2 separate regions of the Homo sapiens genome follow, and region 2 is linked to region 1. A link is a loop called in an ENCODE intact Hi-C map of the cell type or tissue named here. Cell type or tissue: transverse colon. All regions are shown on one strand. Links, peaks and the distances in the headings refer to the core of each region. The heading gives the core; the rest is flanking DNA. Region 1 has its middle 140 kb from the start of LRIG1. Region 2 holds the start of LOC105377141 (a long non-coding RNA gene).

Region 1 (10,047 bases), core at 3,459-8,458:
TGAGAAGTCCTGCAGCAAAGAAATGTACATTACAAGCAAAATGCACCTTCTCTGGCTAACTCAAGCAAAAGTTGACCACATCAACCCCGTAAGTCCTTTGGGGAGAAGTAGAGATAGGAGATATGAAAATATTTTAAATGTCAAGAGTATAAATACAAATACCTTGCAGAACTCAGGAAGGCTGCTTTTTGCAAGGAAGCAGACAAACCCTGAATTATGGAACCGTTGGATTCAGGACAAACTTCACAGGCTCAAAATTCAACCAAAAAAAAGACAACAAAGATTTTTCCCCAATCAGTATCTAAAGATTTTTTTCTTAGAAAAATAATCCATTTAAAGAGTTTTATTTTAGATTCAGAATTTCAGATGTTTTCTGTCTCTCTCTCTTATGCATCCAACTCCTGACTCTAATTAAAGATGTTACACTCAGCTCTTAACAAGCAATAAAATCCAGAGAATGAGTAGTTATAGTTTATAAATAATGATCTGCATCAGGCTGGAATGATAACTGGCAGGATGTGTCCAGAAATGGTCTCCTCCTTTTCTCCTGGCTCTTCCCTTCCATAGCTCTCCTGTCAGGGTCTCCAGGAGAAGCACCATGAGGGCACCAAGCTCAAGGAGGCACCTGCCTTGCCCAGGTCACAGTGCCAGTATGTGGCAAAGCCATCTGCCCTAAAGTAGTAGAAAAACTTCATGATTATCCGTGCCACCTCCTAAAATGATGACAATGACCATGGCAACAACAATAACTAAAGTGGCTTTATGCCAGCTGTTATTAGAAGAACTTTTGTCTAGAAACAGGGGTTTTTACCCTGGGATCCATGGATGTCCAATGGGTTGGTGGTTAGAATTCAGAGCGTCCTTCAACTTGAATGGGAGGTAGAAACACATCTTTATTTTCAGTAACCTCTCACTGAAATCTAACATTTCCTTCCGTTAAGAATGTATGCAACAAACCACACCATTGAATTAGTGGTACCTGAGACTTTATAACCTGGAGAAGTTAATTTTTTTTGGTATTACATTACAGTTGTTGTAGATGCCTTGAAATATCATCTTTTTCACATCACAACTTCAAAATTATGGTAGTTTTTTTTTAATAGAAAGAGATGGATTCTCACTATGTTGCCCAGGTTGGTCTCAAACTCTTGGCCTCTAGTGCTCCTCTCACCTTGGCCTCCCAAAGCACTGGGATTACAACCACCATGCCTGGCTGATAACTATATTGAGATATATTTGGGTTTTTTTGGAATCCTATGTATTTTATTTTATGCATTAAAAATTTTTTTTTTCTGAGAAGGCTTCAGCAGACTGCCAAGGGATTTGAGGCATAAAAATGATTAAGAACACTTAGTGGGCACTATTATTACCTCCTTTCTGTGAGGCACAGAAAGCCAAAGTCATTTGCCCAAGGTCAAAGAGCTTGTAAAAAGCGGAGCAAGGATAGGAATCCAGGCAATCTAGCTCCAGAGTTCATGCCCTTAATGAAGACTCTGCATCTGCCGCTCTGAGATTCTGTGAAAGCTCCTGTACTCGATTCTAGAGGTTCCACGGTCTCCCTGTTTGTAACCTCAGCCCCTCGTCCATGCTTTACATAGCAGCCAGGTGTGCTCCATTACACCCTTTATTGGCTTCTCATTGTACCATCCTGCTGGCTGTGGCCTTTGTCTACCTCTCCAAGCCCATGTCCTTCCTCTCCCTCACTTTCTGTCTTCCAGTCACGCTAGTCTCTGATCTCTGGTCTCCACCTCAAGCCTTTGAATTTAATTTTTTCTCCAACTGGAGTGCTCTTCCTCCCTTCTTTTCCATCTCATTCTTGTGATCTCTGCTTCCATGTCACTCCTCAAAGAGGGCTTCTGTGATTAACTTATCAACATAAGTTCTCCTGGGTTTGCGTTCTATATTTTGCATATTAACCCCTTCTTGGTTCTGGGTATTGCAAATATCTTCTTCCAGCTTTTCGGCTTGGCTTTTCACCTCCTTGTTGCTCATTAAAATGAGCACAATTCTGATTTTAATGAGTCAGATTGAGCAATCTTTTTCTGTATATTTTGTGCTTTTTGTTTCTTGCTTAAGAAATCATTCCCTACCTCCATGGGTCGTGGAGATACACTTTTTTTACTTCTTCCTAAAATTATTAAAGTTTTGCCCTTCACATTTAAGTCCCCAGTGCATCTGGAATTGACTTTGATGCAAGTTGTGAGGTAGGCATGCAATTTCTTTCTCTTTCCATATGAATAAATGTCCTAACATCAATTACTAAATAGCCCATTTCTCTGCCATTGGCCCCACATGGATGCTGTCTGGTACATTTCTGTGGTCTGCTGGCCAATCCCTGGTTCAATAATACACTGTCTTATTTCATAGTGTTTGTTTGTTTTGTTTTTTTGAAACAGATTCTTAGTCTGTTGCCCAGGCTGGAGTGCAGTGGCACAGTCTCAGCTCACTGCAACCTCTGCCTCCCAGGTTCAAGTGATTCTCGTGCCTCAGCCTCCCAAGTAGCTGGGATTACAGGTGTGTGCCACCATTCCCAGCTAATTTTTGTATTTTTAGTAGAGACAGGGCTTTGCCATGGTGGCCAGGCTGGTCTCAAACTCCTGGCCTCAAACGCCTTGGCCTCCCAAAATGCTGGGATTACAGATGTGAGCCACCGTGCCTGGCCTTATTTCATATAGTCTTGATATGTGTTGTGGCAAGTCCCCTTCACTAATTTGTTTCTTAAGTAATGTCTTGCTAATTCTTGGCCTTTGCTATTCTAGGTAAGTTTCTGAAACAGCCTGTCAAATTCCACTAAAAATAAATAAAACATAAAAATAAACCTGCTTGGACATTTTCATTGGAATTACTTTGTATCTACATATTAATTTAGGAAGAATTACCATCTTTAAAATATTGAGTGTATGCATAAATAGGAACTAACTCTGTATTTATTTAGGTTGTCTCATGCATTTTCCCGACAGCTTTATTGACAAATAAGAATTGTACGTGCAAGGTGTATATACAATGTGATGATTTGATATATGTATACATTGTGGAATGATGATCAAATTAATTAACATATCCATCATCACACTTAGTTATCGTGTGTGTGTGTGTGTGTAGACACTTAAGATCTACTCTTAGCAAATTTCAAGTAAGCAATACAGTATTATTAACTATAGTCATCCTGCTGGACATTAGATCACAGAATTCATTCATCTTAAGACTGAAAGTTTGCACCCTTAGATCAACATTTCTTAACTCCCCACCACCACCACCTCATTCAATGCTTTTAATGCTTTCAATTTATAATTTTCTCCATCAGATCTTATATATATTTAATTATGTTTGTTGCTAAAATATGTAGATAGTTAGAAGATACCTTGCTATGATAATCAGGACTTTGCTTACATTTTTTGTTTATTGCTATTGTAGAGAAATGTAAATTAACTGTATATAGATATAATATTCCACAAACTTGCTAAATTCTTATATCTAATTATGGGTTTTTTGTAAGTTTGCTTTCTGCATAGACATATAATATCATCTGTAGATAATGAGAGTTTGGTTTCTTCCTTTCTAATATTTATATGTTTATTTACTTTTCTTATTTTATTGCATAAGCTAGGACCTCCAAAACAATGTTTAATAAAATAACTGTCAGTTTTTTATTCTGGTTTTAAAATAAATGCTTTTAACATTTCAACATGAAGACTGATGTTTGGTTATAGGTTTTGGTAGATACTGTTTTGGTTTGTATTAAGAAGTTTCCTTTCTGTTCTTTTTTTCCTAATTTAAAATAAATGTTTATATTTTTTTTAGAGGCAGAGTCTCAGTGTTGCTCAGGCTGGTCTCAGACGACTAGCCTCAAGCCTATTCTTAATATTTACCATATTTTTTAATCATAAATGTTTGCTGAATTTTATTTAGTCCTTTTTTTAATCTAGTGGAGTTTATTTCCTATATTTTATTAATATAGCCAATTAATAGATTTGTCCAAGGTTGAACCAACCTTGCTTTCCTAAAATAAACTCTTGGCTATTGTGCATCCTCTTTCTTTATACTTTGACAGATTTAGTTTCTTTAATTTGTGCTTTGAATTCTGTGTTTATTATCTTTAATACATTTGGGCCATTATTTTCTTCTTTTACACTGTTCTTGTCTAGTTTTGGTGTCTGGGCTTTAATAGCCTCATAAAAATGAATTATGACATGGTCCTTTTTCTATTTTTGAAGATATTTCATATGATTGGATTTGTCTGTTCCTTGAACATTTGGTAGAACTTGCCAGTAAGAAGCATCTGGCCTGGTGTTTTCTTGGTGAGAAGACTTTCTAACTGCTGAATCAACATCTTTGATTATTTTAGGATGTGGTAGATTACAAGAATGGTTGCAGTTCTCCATTCTTCTCTATATCCATGCCCTCTCACTAAAGAGAAAGTATCTATTTCCTCATTTTTTTGAATCTGGACTAGCCTTGTGAATTTCTTAGCCAATAGAATGCAGTTCTTCCACTGTCCCTGTTTCACAAGAGGCCTTTTGTGCTTCTGCTCATTATGTTAGAACCCTGCCACCAGCAAGAACAAGCCCTACCTAGCCTGTTGGAGGATGAAAGACCATCTAGTGGTCAAGCAGTTTGTCTCAACTGAGGCCACACTTTACTGCTGTCCTATAGCCAACTTTCCTTGAAGCATATTTGAGAGTGAGCCCAACTTCGATCCGCAGAGCCACCTACCTAATCTGCAGTCTGCTAGTCAGCCTCACTGAGACAGAGAAACAATCCAACTGACCTGTGGATTTCTGAGCAATAATAAATATTTGTCATTTTAAGTCATCGACTGGCAGGTTGGTAGTTAAACGGCAATAGATAGCTAACGCATAGGACCATCTATATTTTCTGATTCTTGAATCACTTTGGGTAACTTGTACTTGTCCAAAAATGTATCTATTTCATCTGAATTATTTAAAGTTATTGGCATAAAATCATTCATACTAATCTTATCTTGTATTTTTTAATTTCTGATGCATCTATAATGCCCCTTTCTAATTATTTTGCTTGGGTTTTCTTTTTACTTGATCGACCTTATAGGAAGTTTAATTATATCACTTTAGTAAACCAACTACTATCTGTTGATGGGGAGGGTCTCTATTATGCATTGTGTTATCTTTCGTTGAAGTCTGCCCTTTCCATTATTATGTCCCTCGTTTTATTTTCTTCAGCTTTTTTAGCCTATTATTTATTTGTGTTATTTTATTTCAGTTGAATCTTAGTTAATTTGTTTTCTACTTTTTCTATTTTTAAATGTAATCATTTAAGGATGCAAATTTCCCTTGAAGTAGGCCAGGCGCAGTGGCTAACACCTGTAATCCTAACACTTTAGGAGGCCAAGGCAGGTGGATCACCTGAGGTCGGGAGTTCGAGACCAGCTTGTCCAACATAGTGAAACCCCATCTCTACTAAAAATACAAAAATTAGCTGGGCGTGGTGGTGCACACCTGTAATCCCAGCTACTGAGGAGGCTGAGGCAGGAGAATCGCCTGAACCCGGGAAGTGGAGGTTGCAGTGAGCCGAGATTACACTATTGTACTCCAGCCTGGGTGACAAAGAGTGAAATTCTGCCTTAAAAAAAAAAAAAAATTTCCTTGAAGAATATTTTTGTTGCATCCCATGAGTTTTCCTATACAGTGTGTTCACTATCATTCAGTTTGAAAACCCATTATAGTTTATTTGACATATGAGCTAGAGAAGTATGCTTTTAATATCCAAACAAATGAGGGGGAGGGCCAGTTAAACTTTTTAAATTCATGGCTAGCCTTATTTTTATAGTCAGAAAGTACTACAACCAATTCATGTTGACTCACAATATATGATTGTTAAAGATTCAGGAATTTTGCAAACCCATCGTTAAGCCATTGGTAGCTTGAAATCAGCTGTGGTGGAAGTATTAATACCATGAATACTTAATGGTAATTAAGTATTACATTAATGGTAATACCATTAATACCATGAATAGGGAATCGCTGCAAATCAAGGCTTTTTTATTTCTCTTTCCCACAGAGGTAGTTTACTAGCATACCATTTGCCAGCGTGGTACCAAATGCTTAAAATTTGTTTGACGCTTGCTTTATACTCCAGTATGTGTTCAAATTTTATGCACATTGTGTGTATGCACAAAAAAGTTTATTTCAGTTATTAGTAATAGTGTTATATACATGTCCACTAGATTATTCTTGCTAATCATGTTGTTTAAATGTTCTATATTTTTACCTCCTTCATCTACAATCTTTACCACTGTTATCTTTAGCACCTACCTAGCGTTACCAGCCACTCAATACATTTTTATTAAATTAAGATGTAAATTATGGAATGACAGTTGAAGGAGTGGAAGGACTTGGTACATAGTGATAAAGAGAAGGCAGGTCCTTGGAGAAGGTATTTATTACACATCTTACATTCGAAAGGAAGGAGCAGGGGCTCTGCCCAGTCAGTGTAATTAGTGTGAACTGTGGAGGAAACTGAAGTCCAAGCCATCCGTGGAGTTGCCAAATGGAAGGAACCTATGGTCCGCACTCTCAGGGTGTCAGGCCAGCTCAAGTTTCACAAAGGAGTGAGGAAAATGGATTGAAAAAGCCTGAAAAGGCTGAGGATATCTAAAAATACTCACCATCTCTATGCAATGTCATCTGCATGTTACAAGTTTAATATTCATTTTGTAAAGTGTTTCCAGATCAGTTGTGTCTCTTAATATACATTTTTATTTTTTAAAAGGCTTAGTGCACTAGTTTAGGTTAGTGAATGGCTAAACGCCCCAAGAAATCATGAGCAATGTCAGAACAAAGTACTAGCGATACCGTTTACCCTTTGACCACCCTATTCTCAGTTTCCGCTCCAACAGGTTTTATTTATCTTAAGATTAAAGCAAATCACCAGTGGACATATAGTTATTGCTTTATGGTGAAATGCAAACACATAAGCCAGAGGCATCAGTGGTTTCTGTCACCTTTGAAAAATGATTCATTTTTATGAGCTTTGTTTTTCACTATTGGGAAACTTGATAACATTTCAGAGCCTGAAATCCTTCCCTAAGCTGAAATAACCTGTTGAAAGTAAATATAAGCCAAGCCTAGGCTAGAAGTGCAGAGGTTTAAAAAAATAAAATCCTTGAATCTAGAAACAGGTCTGTTCATATTATTGCAATAAGGAAAATAAATCGTAATTGGATTTCACTGAGTCGCAATTTACCCTGAAACTAATTGTATTATATCAGAGAAATCTAAGACTCACAAATGCACTGATTAGTACATCTGCTCCATTACTCGGTGCCATCTTTAATCAATCATAATGATCCTCCACTGGGCCTCAGAATCCTTCTCGACACAGAGCAACAAGAGAAACCTAAATACCGTTTCTCATTCTCACTGAATAAAGACGTCACCACCATTTCCCATTTTGCCATCAAACAAATGCTAAACTCATCCCCTTGATGTAGGTTCTGGGTTTTATGTTGGTTAGCTTACTCTAGGCAGTTCAGGGGTAGACCTCTAAAATTTGGTGACACCGGCGTTCTATTTCTCTTTCACAAATAATCTGTTTTTCATTTATTCTGCTTCTGTCTTACCATAACTTATTTCCTTCTCTCTGTTTATAATAGTTCATATGTATATAAGTCCTTAATCTTATAAACTTCCTTAATCTTATAAATTATATATATAAAGGAAATTTATTAAATTTCTTTAATCCTAACATATATATAATATGTAAATTATATATTAGATTTCCTTACTCATAAAATTTCCTTAATCTTGTAAAAAATATATGTAATATATAACATAAAGATTAAATTTCTGTAATCTTATAAAGCATATATATTATGTATATAATTTACAAGATTAAAGAAATTCCTAGCAGCAGAGAAATGTGCAATCAGATAAAATAAAATTGCCTTACTTTCCTTGAGATGAACTTAGTGGCTATGGTCCCCATAGAACACACTGGAAGGAGATAAGCTCTATTCTGCAGCAGTAAAAGTTGTGATAATAATCAGCAAGTGATTTTTCCACAATGGTGAGATTTTCCATCAGATTTCATTTGACCTTGCACACTGTGTTTGCAATGAATAATTAATGGTACCTATTACAGTAATGTTCCATTTAACTGGCATTGTCAGGGAATTAGATGCCCTAAATGAGTGAACTGGCCAGATACTAAGACTTACTTCCTGTAAGCGCTAAGAAAATATTTATTATAACTATTTCTTGTGCTTATTTTTCTAAAATGTATAGCAATATTTTGTGACTTATTGACATTCACTGAAACACTAACGTCTATTCATTCAACAAATGCTTAGTGGAAGGCTAATATGTGCCAAGAACTATGCCAGGTATGAGCACTATAATGGTGATTGAAAGAGACAGAGACCCTGTCCTTATTAAACCTGTGTTCTGGTGAAGAAGAGAGATAATTAAACAAGGAATCCCACTGAACTAAGTGCTAGGATAAGAGAAGTAGAGACTATTATGAGCTACATTGAACTGAATGGCAAAACAGTTGAATTCAAAGTTGTTTGAGTTCTCCAAAACGGTTTGCCTCTCCACTAAATAACCTCTGATTGCCGTGTCTTGCATCCTTGTGATTGATCTTGGTAATTTGTGGATTATTTCTTTTAAATTCAGCTATATTCTTGCTGCTTGCTATGTGTATGATGCTGCTCCTACTATTTTTCGGCTACACAATAAAGTACATAAAGTGATTAAACTAAAATTGGTAAATACATGACGTATTAGTTACCCACTGCTGCATTAACAAATTACCTCCAAAACTTATCAGCTTAAAACAATGCATAATTATTTTTGCACAGTTTCTGTGCATCAGGAATCCACAGAAATCCAGCGCACTTTGTTGGAAGCTCTACCTTAGGGTCTTTGGTCTCTGACATGGCTGTGTGCAATGAAGTGCTAGAGTCTCGCCTGAAGGCAGGATACCATTCCTCAAGGGCTGTTGGGTGGAGAGCTTCAGTTCTTTGCTGGCTGTTGCCTGGAGGCCACTCTCAGTTCCTTGTTACATGAGCCTCTTCAGCATGGCAGCTTTCTTCATCAAAGCCAGCAGAAAGAACATCTGCAGCAAGATGGAAGTCACAATCTTTTGTAACCTAACCACAGAAGTGACATTCCATCACCTTTGCCACATTTTTTTATTCCAAGCAAGTCATTATGGCCCGCCCCCATGGAGATGAATACTAGGAAGGAGATCACTGTGAACCATTGCAGAGGCTGCTTACTCCACACACCAAGCATGTATCATTGTCTTTCTTCTAGAGGCTGTAGCAAACATCACTAAACAATCATGGCACTCTTTCCCATTAAGCCCAGAAAGGGCATCAAAATCTTACCTAGCAGAGGACCCCAAGAGGTCTGTTACTGATCAGTTGGTGATATAAAACCAATTTGCCTTCTTTTATTTAAACAGTAACAATTCCAAATCATTGCCATAGGGAAAACATTTAGGTAAGGAATCTGGACAGAAACAGAGGACTCTAGTTGAAAACAGAACTACAGCATGGTACAACTATATCCATCATTTTCCAAGTCAATGGGAGCAAAGCAAAGTCTGCAGCAGAAATCAATTGATAAAGACAAATATTTTACAGTAAAGGCCATGAATCAGGAAATGCACATCACAGAATACAAGAGAAACCAGATCATATTATGGTTGAAGATATGCAAGAAGAATCCAGTCCTGACCAGGACAGAGATTATTCCCTTGGCTACACTGAACAAGAGTCATCAATGTTTTACTCAATGAAAAATACTGGAGATGGATATCAGACACCATGGACTGTCTTTTTGTTTCTGTTTTATCTCTGTCTCAGATTGGGGGATTTCCTGATATATATATATATATACTTCTTCTATATGTATGTGTGTGTTCTTCAATGTAAAGTTTATTTCTAAGTATTTTTTACTTAGTACTTAATGGGTAATTCACTAATATTTTGTGGGGAGATAATTTGAGGCTCTGTAATTATCTTATTCCTCATTAGAGTTCTAGCCCTTGTTGATGATTCTCACC
Region 2 (10,047 bases), core at 2,456-7,455, 73 kb after region 1:
GTACAATCTTGGCTCACTACAAGCTCCACCTCCCGAGTTCATGCCATTCTCCTGCCTCAGCCTCCCGAGTAGCTGAGACTATAGGCGCCCGCCACCACGCCCGGCTAATTTTTTTGTAATTTTAGTAGAGACGGGGTTTCACCGTGTTAGCCAGGATGGTCTCAATCTCCTGACCTTGTGATCTGCCCGCCTCGGCCTCCCAAGGTGCTGGGATTACAGGCGTGAGCCACCGCACCGGGCCTATATTATTAAAATTAATTTCATCCGTTTACTCTTTTCTTTTTTAATATGACTACCAGAAATGCTTACTTATGTGGTTCTCATCATTTTGCCCGTGAACAGTGACTAAGTGCAAAGCATGGCACATGCATTATTGGTTTCTTTTTTCTTTTTCTTTTTCTTTTCCTGAGCAGAGTCTTTCTCTGTCTCCTAGCCTGGAGTACAGTGGTGCAATCTCGGCTCACTGCAACCTCCGCCTCCCAGGCGCAAGCAATTTTCCTTCTTCAGCCTCCCAAGTAGCTGGAATTACAGGCACGTGCCACCACGCCTGGCTAATTTTTATATTTTTGTAGAGACGGGGTTTCACTATATTGGCCAGGTTGATCTCAAACTCGTGGCCTCAAGTGATCCTTTTGCCTTGGCCTCCCAAAAGTCTGGGATTACAGGCGTGAGCCACTGGGTCCGGCCAACATGCATTATTTTCTTCTACCCTCACAGTAAACCCTTTAGATAGGGACAATTATTACCCCATTTTACAGATGATAATACTGACATTTAGTAGTTCCCACTTTAATCCCTTAAGGCCTAGGGATTGTTAGAGTGTCCTTCCCTGATTTTTTCCCTCTGAATTCTATTTCATTCTCAAGGCTTAGAACTCTGTATCCTGCCTCTCCATGGAAGCCTCAGTTCTCTTACCTCCCCTATTTCAATATCTCTTTTTCTCTCTCTCAAATGTTTGACCGTAATACTTGTCACCTGTACCTAACAATAACATACTTAAATGACATCTCCCATGTCTTACATTCTTGCTATTTCACACTGGTTGGCTTTTTTGGTGTAAAATAGTATGTTCTCATGCAGGGGTTTTCAAACTATGGGTTATAACCCAGTCATTAGTGGGATGTGAAACCAATTTGGTGAGCCATAGCTAAAAACTTTTTTTAGCTGAAATAGAAGAGCATAGAAGAAAATAGAATAGGAAAAAAAATGTATATTGTTTCCTAACACTTTTATATGTGTGTCCTGGGCCATGAGATAATTTACATTTCCAGCTAATGCATGCCAGGCTTAATACCCAGGTGATGGGTTGATTGGTGCAGCAAACCACCATGGCACACGTTTGCCTATGTAACAAACCTGCACATCCTGCACATGTACCCCAGAACTAAAAATTAAAATTAAAATAAGAATAATTTGCATTTCCAACTCTGAGGCTTAGTCCAAAAAAGTTTGAGAAACGCTGTGCTAGTGGTTTAGAGCATGGGCCCTGGGAGCTGGTGCCTGAATTTGAATCCAGGTTATTGCTGGCTAGCTGTGGGACCTTCTCCAAGCCTCAGTTTCCTCATCTGGGGGGCTTGTGAAACCAGCTTGCAGGGCCCCACTCTCAGAGTTTCTGATTCAGCAGGTCTTGAAGGAAGTCTGAGAATGTGCGTTTCTAACAAGTTCCTGGGAGATGCTGATGCTTCTGGTCAGGAAACCACACTTGAAAAACCACTGGTGGCATGCTTAAGAATATGGGCTCCATTCGATGAACCTAGGCTAAATTCCACATGGTGCTGGCATACATACCTGCTCTACAAACTCAGACTTCAAATCTGATTACACGTTTTAAACTAGTCTGTGCTTTAATGGCAGGATGTTCTGTATCATTCCTTTAAGACCTCTCCCCACACACAAAACTGACCAAGAACCCTCCTAGAGTCTTACTGAGTCCATAAGGATTTTACCACACCTCTTCCCCAGGCCAGAGAAACTGCGCTCATCAGTTACTACTGCTATTGCTTCCCACTAACACCGGGGGCGCTGCTGAAGACTGGCTCCGCACCACTGCTTGTGGATGGAGCGTTGGTTACTGAGTTGTCCTCACTGATCCGGGCACCAGCTGAAGCTCATTGAAGTCTCATTATGGCCTTTAGCGTTACAGCTTTTTTTCCCCGTTTACACTCTCATACTCAGCCATTTCTTACCAAAGCACATCCACTGTGCTTTGGTAAGCACATTTCTCATCCACTGTGCTTTGGTAAGCACGTACTCAGCCATTTCTTACCAAAGCACATCTGAACCTGGAAGTTCAGACCATCATACGCACACTGCGCCCAAACCAGCCCACCCTTGTGAATTCTCAGCCCTTTGAGTTGAACCTAATCGTTAGTAAGGCTGTCCTCAGGGTAATTTTATCTTAGGTACTTCGTCACCCTGTCTCGCCATTCTGAAAGACTCAGAATGTTGGGGGAAAGAGATTTGAGGCAATTTCCACAAACAGAGGTACCAGCTCTCCCCAGGTACCAGCTCTACATAACAAAGGGTGAGGGAGCTTTTGGTAAACCACTCAAAAGAACAAAAAGGTGTTCTTCATTCTTTTTATTATGACAATTGGAGCATGTTTATGCTTCATTTTGCAAGTAAGAGGGGCTTTTCAAGGACCTTTTCCTGACCTGGCTGTTCTACTCCAGAGACTTTTAGCCACTACTTGGATTTAACTCTCGCTTTGTCAAGCACTAAACCCATCCTCAGTTTAGGCTTATAATGTTCAATCAGCACGTAAGTACTCATGAATGGGTCATCAAAACAATTTAGTAGATTGCGACCATACTATTTTTTAATGAATTAAAATAGAAAGTAAAATTATTTTGCACGTATTAGACAATCAATTCATGAAACTTTTGTTTCACTTATGTACAAAAATGTACCTATACTAGATCAAGATTTAAAATGAATTTCTCACTGTGGGGCAAAGTCAAAAAGTTTGTCTACTGCTCTCTGCAAAAGGTCTTTTTGCTCTTTTGTTTGGCTTTCTCTTCATCCTTTAGGCTCAACTCCAGGAAGCCTTTTTTGGCCCCCCTCTTCCAGACTTCAAGCTTCCAGAAAATCCTGTGTGTCTCTAAGAACACTTGCCAGGTTGTTTTGCAATAATCTGTGTAAGTACTCTGAGACCCTCCCCTTCACTCATTCACCCCCTATGGACCTTGAGCTCCTTAGGGACAAAGACTGGGTCTTAATCTCCATTGTATCCTCAGCACGGGGTGCACAAAACACTTGGTACGGTAAATATTTGCTGAATGTACCAACCTGTCCTTATGAATTGTTGCCTCTGGCAGCTTTCAGATGCCACCTTATATATAAACTTTTCTCTAACCTTGTATTTGGTCACTTAGTGCACATTTTTATAGGTCATCTGTTTTCGCCTAGTCGAATTTAAACCCCGGGAGGACACAGAGATCACCTCTTATCATTCTTTGTATCTTGAGTCTTCCGAGAAAATTTTTCCCAGGTAATTGATGGGTGGTGATGCTGAGCAACAGATTAGTCCTATCTCAGCTTGTTCCAGAAAGTATTTAAGGGTGCTTGACAGGATACATTAAATGAAGCAACATAAGTTAAAAGGCAATGAAAACGTCTAAGAATTGTCACCAAAAGATCAATCTATGCATGAAGATTTTGATACGAGTGTTTATTACATTTTTTTGGTTGTTTTATAAAAGGAAACATTTAGAAACAGCCTAACATTCAACAATCTTATATTGATTGAATATATTATGGAACATCTACAAGACAGAAGACACCTAATCACATAGAAAGATGTGCATGGTGTAGTAAGTGGGGTGAAGGGAAGGACAGTTATAAAACACTATATATGATATAATCTCATTTTGTATTAGGTTGGTGCAAAGGTAATTGTGGTTTTTGCCACTAAAAGTAATGGCAATAATAGGCAAGGCACAGTGGCTCACGCCTGTAATCCCAGCATTTTGGGAGGCCGAGGCAGGTGGATCACTTGAGGTCAGGGGTTCAGACCAGCCCTGCCAACTTGGTGAAACCCCGTCTCTACTAAAAATACAAAAATTAGCCAGGCATGGTGGTGCACAACTGTAATTCCAGCTACTTAGGAGGCTGAGGCAGGAGAATCACTTGAATCTGGGGGGCAGAGTTTTCAGTGGGCCAAGATGACACTAGTGCACTCCAGTCTGGGTGACAGAGCAAGACTCTGTCTCATAAGAAAAAAAAAAAGTATGGCGATAACCGCAATTACCTTTGCACCAACCTAAAATATATGTATAGACTGTGGGTTAGGTGGGGGTAGGGAGAAAATATACCAAAATATAAATGGTGTTCTCTCTGGGTATGACTAGGTGATTTTTACTCATTTTGTGTTTGCTTTTCTGTGTTCTATACATTTTTAAAGATTTCGTTTGCACAAAGTATCATTCTTTAGTAAAGGCAGGGTAGGGACGTTTATTTTTTTTAAGTAGGTAGGCCAAAAGAAAGAAAAATACAAGTAGAAAGCTAAGAATGAGGCTTATTCCAAAAGTGAACACCATACAAACCTAAATAAGCAAGTCACAAATTTGACTCTGAGCTTTCCAGCAATTAACACAGAAAGGGAATCAGGACAGGCTATCTAACTCACACTGTCCAGGAACAACATGGCTTTTCCTGATACAGAGGAGCAGGAGGACATTCTGCAATGTAAGGAATAACATCCTCAACCAGATCCTGTCATCGAGGTGAGTTTCCTGGAGTTGGTTTGGAATAGAGCAGGCTCTAAATTAGATTACCATGTTCCCCATTATTATTATTATTATTATTATTATTATTTGGTAGAGGCAGTGTCTCACTATATTGCCTGGGCTGGTCTTGAACTCCTGGCCTCAAGAAATCTTCCTGCCTTGGCCTCCCAAAGTGCTGAGGTTACAGGCAGAAGCCACCATACTACCTGGCCTCCCTGCCTTTCTTCTAAGGATAGCTTTAGGCAAAGTATTTAATTCCTCACTAAGTACCTCTATTTAATAGTGGTGAATTAATTACTTCATATCTAAATAACTAGCGATTATTAATAGCTGCAATGAGTAATTATAGTGATTAAGCCATCCTAGCCTAGGCTGGCTTCTCAGAATCAGTTCCCTCTCCCAAATTGCCAGGAGCACCATTCTTGAGGAGGGGTCTCCTAAGCCTTGCACTGCAGTGGGGCCGAGAGGCAACTCAGTGACTCACCTACATTTTCACTTCTGGCTCATCCAGGCGTGCAAAGGCAAGAAGCCAGAAAGACTTGATTATTTAAACTATCTCCTATCTAAAGCCCAATGTGCCCAGTAAAACCAAATTAGTAAATTTTTTTTCATGCACAGGGGCTCCTGGAACGGACACATAGAGAAAAGAAGGCAAAAGGCTGCAGAAAGGGATTTGGTCTCCAATAAAATTCCCCTCTCTGGATTCCCAGGCCTTCTCTAATGGAAGCATTTGGAGTCTGAGTTCTTATGACACCTGCCCCTAGGTATGCCTGACACTGCACTAGGTGCTGGGCTACAAAAGTGAATGTAGGCAGGTGAGAGAAGTTCCCAATGGGGGGGCTACTGGATAAGCAGATCATTTCAGTATCATAGTTAGAGAGGGCACAAGAAACTAGGGGAACACAAAGAGATCCTCAAGGGTCAGGGAAGGCCTCCTGGAGAAGATGATATCTAATCTGGGTCTTGAAGGAACATATGGTTCAGTAGAACTGAGAAAAAGGTACAGGTCATTTAAAGGAACCACAGACATACTCTATTCTGGGAACTACAATCATCTCCTTATTACCAGAGCATAAAGTTCCAAATGGGATGGAGATGAAGCAAAAGAGGCAAGTTGAGGCCAAATCATGGAGGGCCATGGATGTAGCACTAAAGAAGCAGTCTTTGATCCTTTAGGCCTGGCCCAGACCAGGCAGATGCTGTGAATTAATGCACTATCCCAGGGACAAGAGAAGACCATGGGGACTGTGGCAAACTGGAGTGCACTTGAGTCAGTACTCGTATTGCCAGATCTTTCCATTGTTTAAGAGAGGTCAGAATCCAGATCCCTATGTACAACTCTCCCTCAAGGGAAACATTGGTGATTAATTCAAATTTAAAACACAGAGAATAACCAGCAAGGGGAAGGCCCCAATACTGTGTCCGTGAGCCTGATTTAACCTGAGGGCCAGATTTGGCCTATAGGTTACCATGTTGCCACTTCTGCCTTAGAAAGTAAGAACTTAAACGTAAACGTCAAAACTATAAAAACCCTAGAAGAAAATCTAGGCAATAACATTCAGAACATAGGCACAGGCAAAGATTTCAAGACAAAAATGCCAAAAGCAATAGCGACAAAAGCAAATATTGATAAATGGAATCTAATTAAACTAAAGAGCTTCTGCTCAGCAAAAGAAACTATCATCAGAGTGAATAGGCAGCCTACAGAATGGGAGAAAATATTTGCAATCTATCCATCTGACAAAGGTCTAGTATCCAGAGTTTACAAAGAACTTAAACAAATTTACAAGAAGAAAAAAAAAGAGTGGGCAAAGGACACGAATGGACACTGCTCAGAAGAAGGCATTCACGCAGCCAACAAACATGAAAAAAAGCTGAGCATCACTGATCATTAGAGAAATGCAAATCAAAACCACAATGAGATACCATCTCACAGTCAGAATGGCAATTATTAAAAAGTCAGGAAACAACAGATGCTGGCGAGGTTGCAGAGAAAAAGGAAGGCTTTTATACTGTTGGTGGAAGTGTACATTAGTTCAACCATGTGGAAGACATTGTGGCAATTCCTCAAATACCAAGAGACAGAAATACCATGTGACCGAGCAATCCCATTATTGGGCATATACCCAAAGGAATATGTATCATTCTAATATAAAGATACATGCATGCGTATGTTCGTTACAGCACTATTCACAATAGCAAAGAGATGAAATTAACCCAAATGTTCATCAATAACATAATGGACTAAGAAAATGTGGTAAATATACACCATAGAATACTATGCAGCCATTTAAAGGAATGAGATCATGTCCTTTGCAGGGACATGGATGGAGCTGGAAGCCATTATTTTCAGCAAACTAACACAGGAACAGAAAACCAAACACCACATGTTCTCACTTGTAAGTGGGATCTGAATGATGAGAACACATGGAGACAGGGAGGGAAGCAACACACTGGGGCCTGTCGGGGGTTGGGGGAAGGGAGAGCATCAGGAAGAATAGACACTGGAGAGACACAGGGGACTGGAGAGACATGTGGAGAAACACAGGGGACAAGTATGTGAGAGTAAGGACTTGTCTCATTCATCTTGCATCCTCAGCCATCACCTATGACGGAATCATATGGAATCAATGAGCATTTTAATGAATTGATTAGTTTATTAATGATTTGGTGGCTAAAGACCAAGCTTCAAGTCCTGGCTTGGCTACTCATTAACTGGGTAACACAGGTCAAGAAACTTGATGTTTTAGAGCCTTATTTTCCCACTCTGTAAATTGGGGATAATAATGCCCACTGTGTCTACCCTATTGGCTCAAAATCCAAATGCAGAAATGCCCATAAGGAAGAGCTTTATAAACTCACAAGTGCCCTATAGGATGGACTGGGGTGATTACAATTACTTTGCCAAACCTGGGTATCTTTAAGAGTAGCATTTTTTTTTTTCGAGAAGGAGTCTCGCTCTGTTGCCCAGGCTGGAGTGCAGTGGCGCAGTCTCGGCTCACTGCAAGCTCCACTTCCCGGGTTCAATCCATTCTCCTGCCTCAGCCTCCCGAGTAGCTAGGACTACAGGCGCCCTCCACCACTCCTGGCTAATTTTTTGTATTTTTAGTAGAGACGGGGTTTCACTGTGTTCGTCAGGATGGCCTCGGTCTCCTGACCTCGTGATCTGCCTGCCTCAGCCTCCCAAAGTGCTGGGATTACAGGTGTGAGTCACCGCACCTGGCCAAAGGTAGTATTCTTAAGTATACAGAAAACAAGAGAGAAAATGTTCAGAATTGGATACCTTTAAGATGGCCTTCCAAGCTTTGACAGGTTCCTACCTCACTGCAAGAAGTGTGGCACTCAATGCCAAGGCTTCAGTCCCATGCCAATGAACAAATGTAAGGCAAAGGAATCCTCCCACAAACCGCTCCATCAGCTATGTATGTGCTGTGAACTGTACATTCCAATTACACAGAAGCACTTTGAGTCAGACTTCCATATGCAGAGTGCTCTGTAGAGCCTTTGCACGTACCATTCCCTCTGCCCAGAGCACTCCTGCTTAGCTTTTAGGTCTCAGCTTCAGCTCCTTAGCATTCTTATAAAAACAGTTTTGGAACTCATGAATCACATGAAAGATCTCAGAGACCCCAGAGATTCCAGACCTCTGCTGACTAAGCTATTACTTAGCAACCATTTCTTATGTTTCTCTCTTCTCTCTCACTGCAACTAAAAGTTCACTCTCTTTTTTTTTTTTTTTTTTTTTTTTTTGAGATGAAGTCTCACTCTGTCGCCCAGGCTGGAGTGCAGAGGCGCGATCTCAGCTCGGTGCAACCTCTGCTTCCCGGGTTCAAGTGATTCTTCTGCCTCAGCCTCCTGAGTAGCTGGGATTACAGGCGCACGCCAGCACGCCCGGCTAATTTTTGTATTTTTAGCAGAGACGGGGTTTCACCAAGTTGGTCAGGCTGGTCTCGAACTCTTGACCTCGTGATCCGCCTGCCTCGGCCTCCCAAAGTGCTGAGATTACAGGCGTGAGCCACTGCGCCCTGCCAAAAGTTCACTCTTTAAGTAATAACAACTACATAGAATTGAGCTAAACCCTTCCATAACTCCAAAAGTACTGTAGGCAGCAGACTTCTAACCACTTCAAAAGAATTTACTGTTGACTGGGTGCAATGTCTCACACCTGTAATCACAGCACTTTTGGGAGCCTGAGATGGGAGCTTCACTCAATGTCAGGAGTTCATTACCAGCCTGGGCAACATAGTGAGACCCCCATCTCTACCAAAAATTTTAAAAATTAGCCAGGCATGATGGCGTGCATCTATAGTTCCAGCTATTCAGGAGGCTGAGGCAGGAGTATCACTTAAGCCCAGGAGTTTGAGGCTGCAGTGGGCTATGATCACATTACTGCATCCCAGTCTAGGCGACAGAGCCAGACCCCATCTCAGAAAAAAACAAAAACAAAAACAAAAACAAAAACAAAGAAAAAGAAATAATTTACTACTAACTTTAGTCAAGCAACTAATTAGCAGTGTTTTTTCCTAATCTTTCCCTTTTTTTTCTTTCCCTTCCCATAATATTTTTTTTAAATCCCTGGCAACATGTCATTTACCCTTTAACACTTCTGTATAAACCTCTAAAGTATAAGGACATTTTCCTATAAAACTGCAGTACCATTCTCTATTACCTCTATTAACAATAGAGGTAATTATTTTAATTATTTAATACCAGCTAGCCAGTTATATTCAAATGTCCCCAACTGTCCCAAAGGTGTCTTTGTACAACTTAATTGTGCACATATTGCACTTGATGATTATTTCTCTTTCATCTCATGAAAGTTCCCCCTTCCCTTTCTTTTTTTCATGCTATTAACTTGTTGCCACACACACACACACACACACACACCCCCACACACACACGCATACACACACAAAGTCAGCTGTCTTACCTCCTGAATTTATCTGATTGTTTGCAAAGCATGAAACTGTTTGACTAGTTAACTCTCCCTCCTGGTTGGCTCCGGAGGCTTGATTAGGCTTCACTGTTTTTGACAATAATATGTCATACTTGGGTTGTATGTTTCACATATTGCATCTCGTCAGGAGTTATCTAAGGTCTGGTCGTACCAAGAAAAGACTTGTGCTTTTTCATTGTTACAAGCATTATCTCATTTAATCCTCACAGCAACTCAAAGAGATACGTGTGGAGTCCTAATTAGGGACAGGGAGTTGGACTGCCAGAAACGAGGGAAAGCAAAAAGAGAAAGCAGATAAACTATAAGTCTATCTTTCTTCATGGTCCAAGACACATAGCCCCTCCTGCACAAATGACTCACAAT

Evidence for each region. Hi-C counts contacts between places; a loop is a spot of excess contacts. Peaks named below come from ENCODE experiments on the same cell type or tissue, not always from the same donor. Only the 100,000 strongest peaks of a DNase experiment are listed, where the experiment ranks them.
Region 2: a loop joins it to region 1, with 17 times the contacts of the local background. A loop is called at or near these places in 1 of 110 quality-filtered maps.

Annotation. Positions count from the first base shown.
Region 1 is chr3:66,639,139-66,649,185 of GRCh38, reverse strand. No RefSeq gene overlaps it. Among named protein-coding and RNA genes, the nearest start is that of LRIG1, 140 kb to the right of the region's middle. In transverse colon, for the core only: no CTCF peak of the experiment used is centred there; no DNase peak of the experiment used is centred there; H3K27ac peaks cover 266 bases.
Region 2 is chr3:66,565,515-66,575,561 of GRCh38, reverse strand. It overlaps LOC105377141 (a long non-coding RNA gene), which reads right to left and starts at 8,317. Exons shown (of 3, transcript XR_940934.2): 1 at 8,242-8,317. RefSeq lists enhancers at 1,697-2,610, 2,611-3,525. In transverse colon, for the core only: no CTCF peak of the experiment used is centred there; no DNase peak of the experiment used is centred there.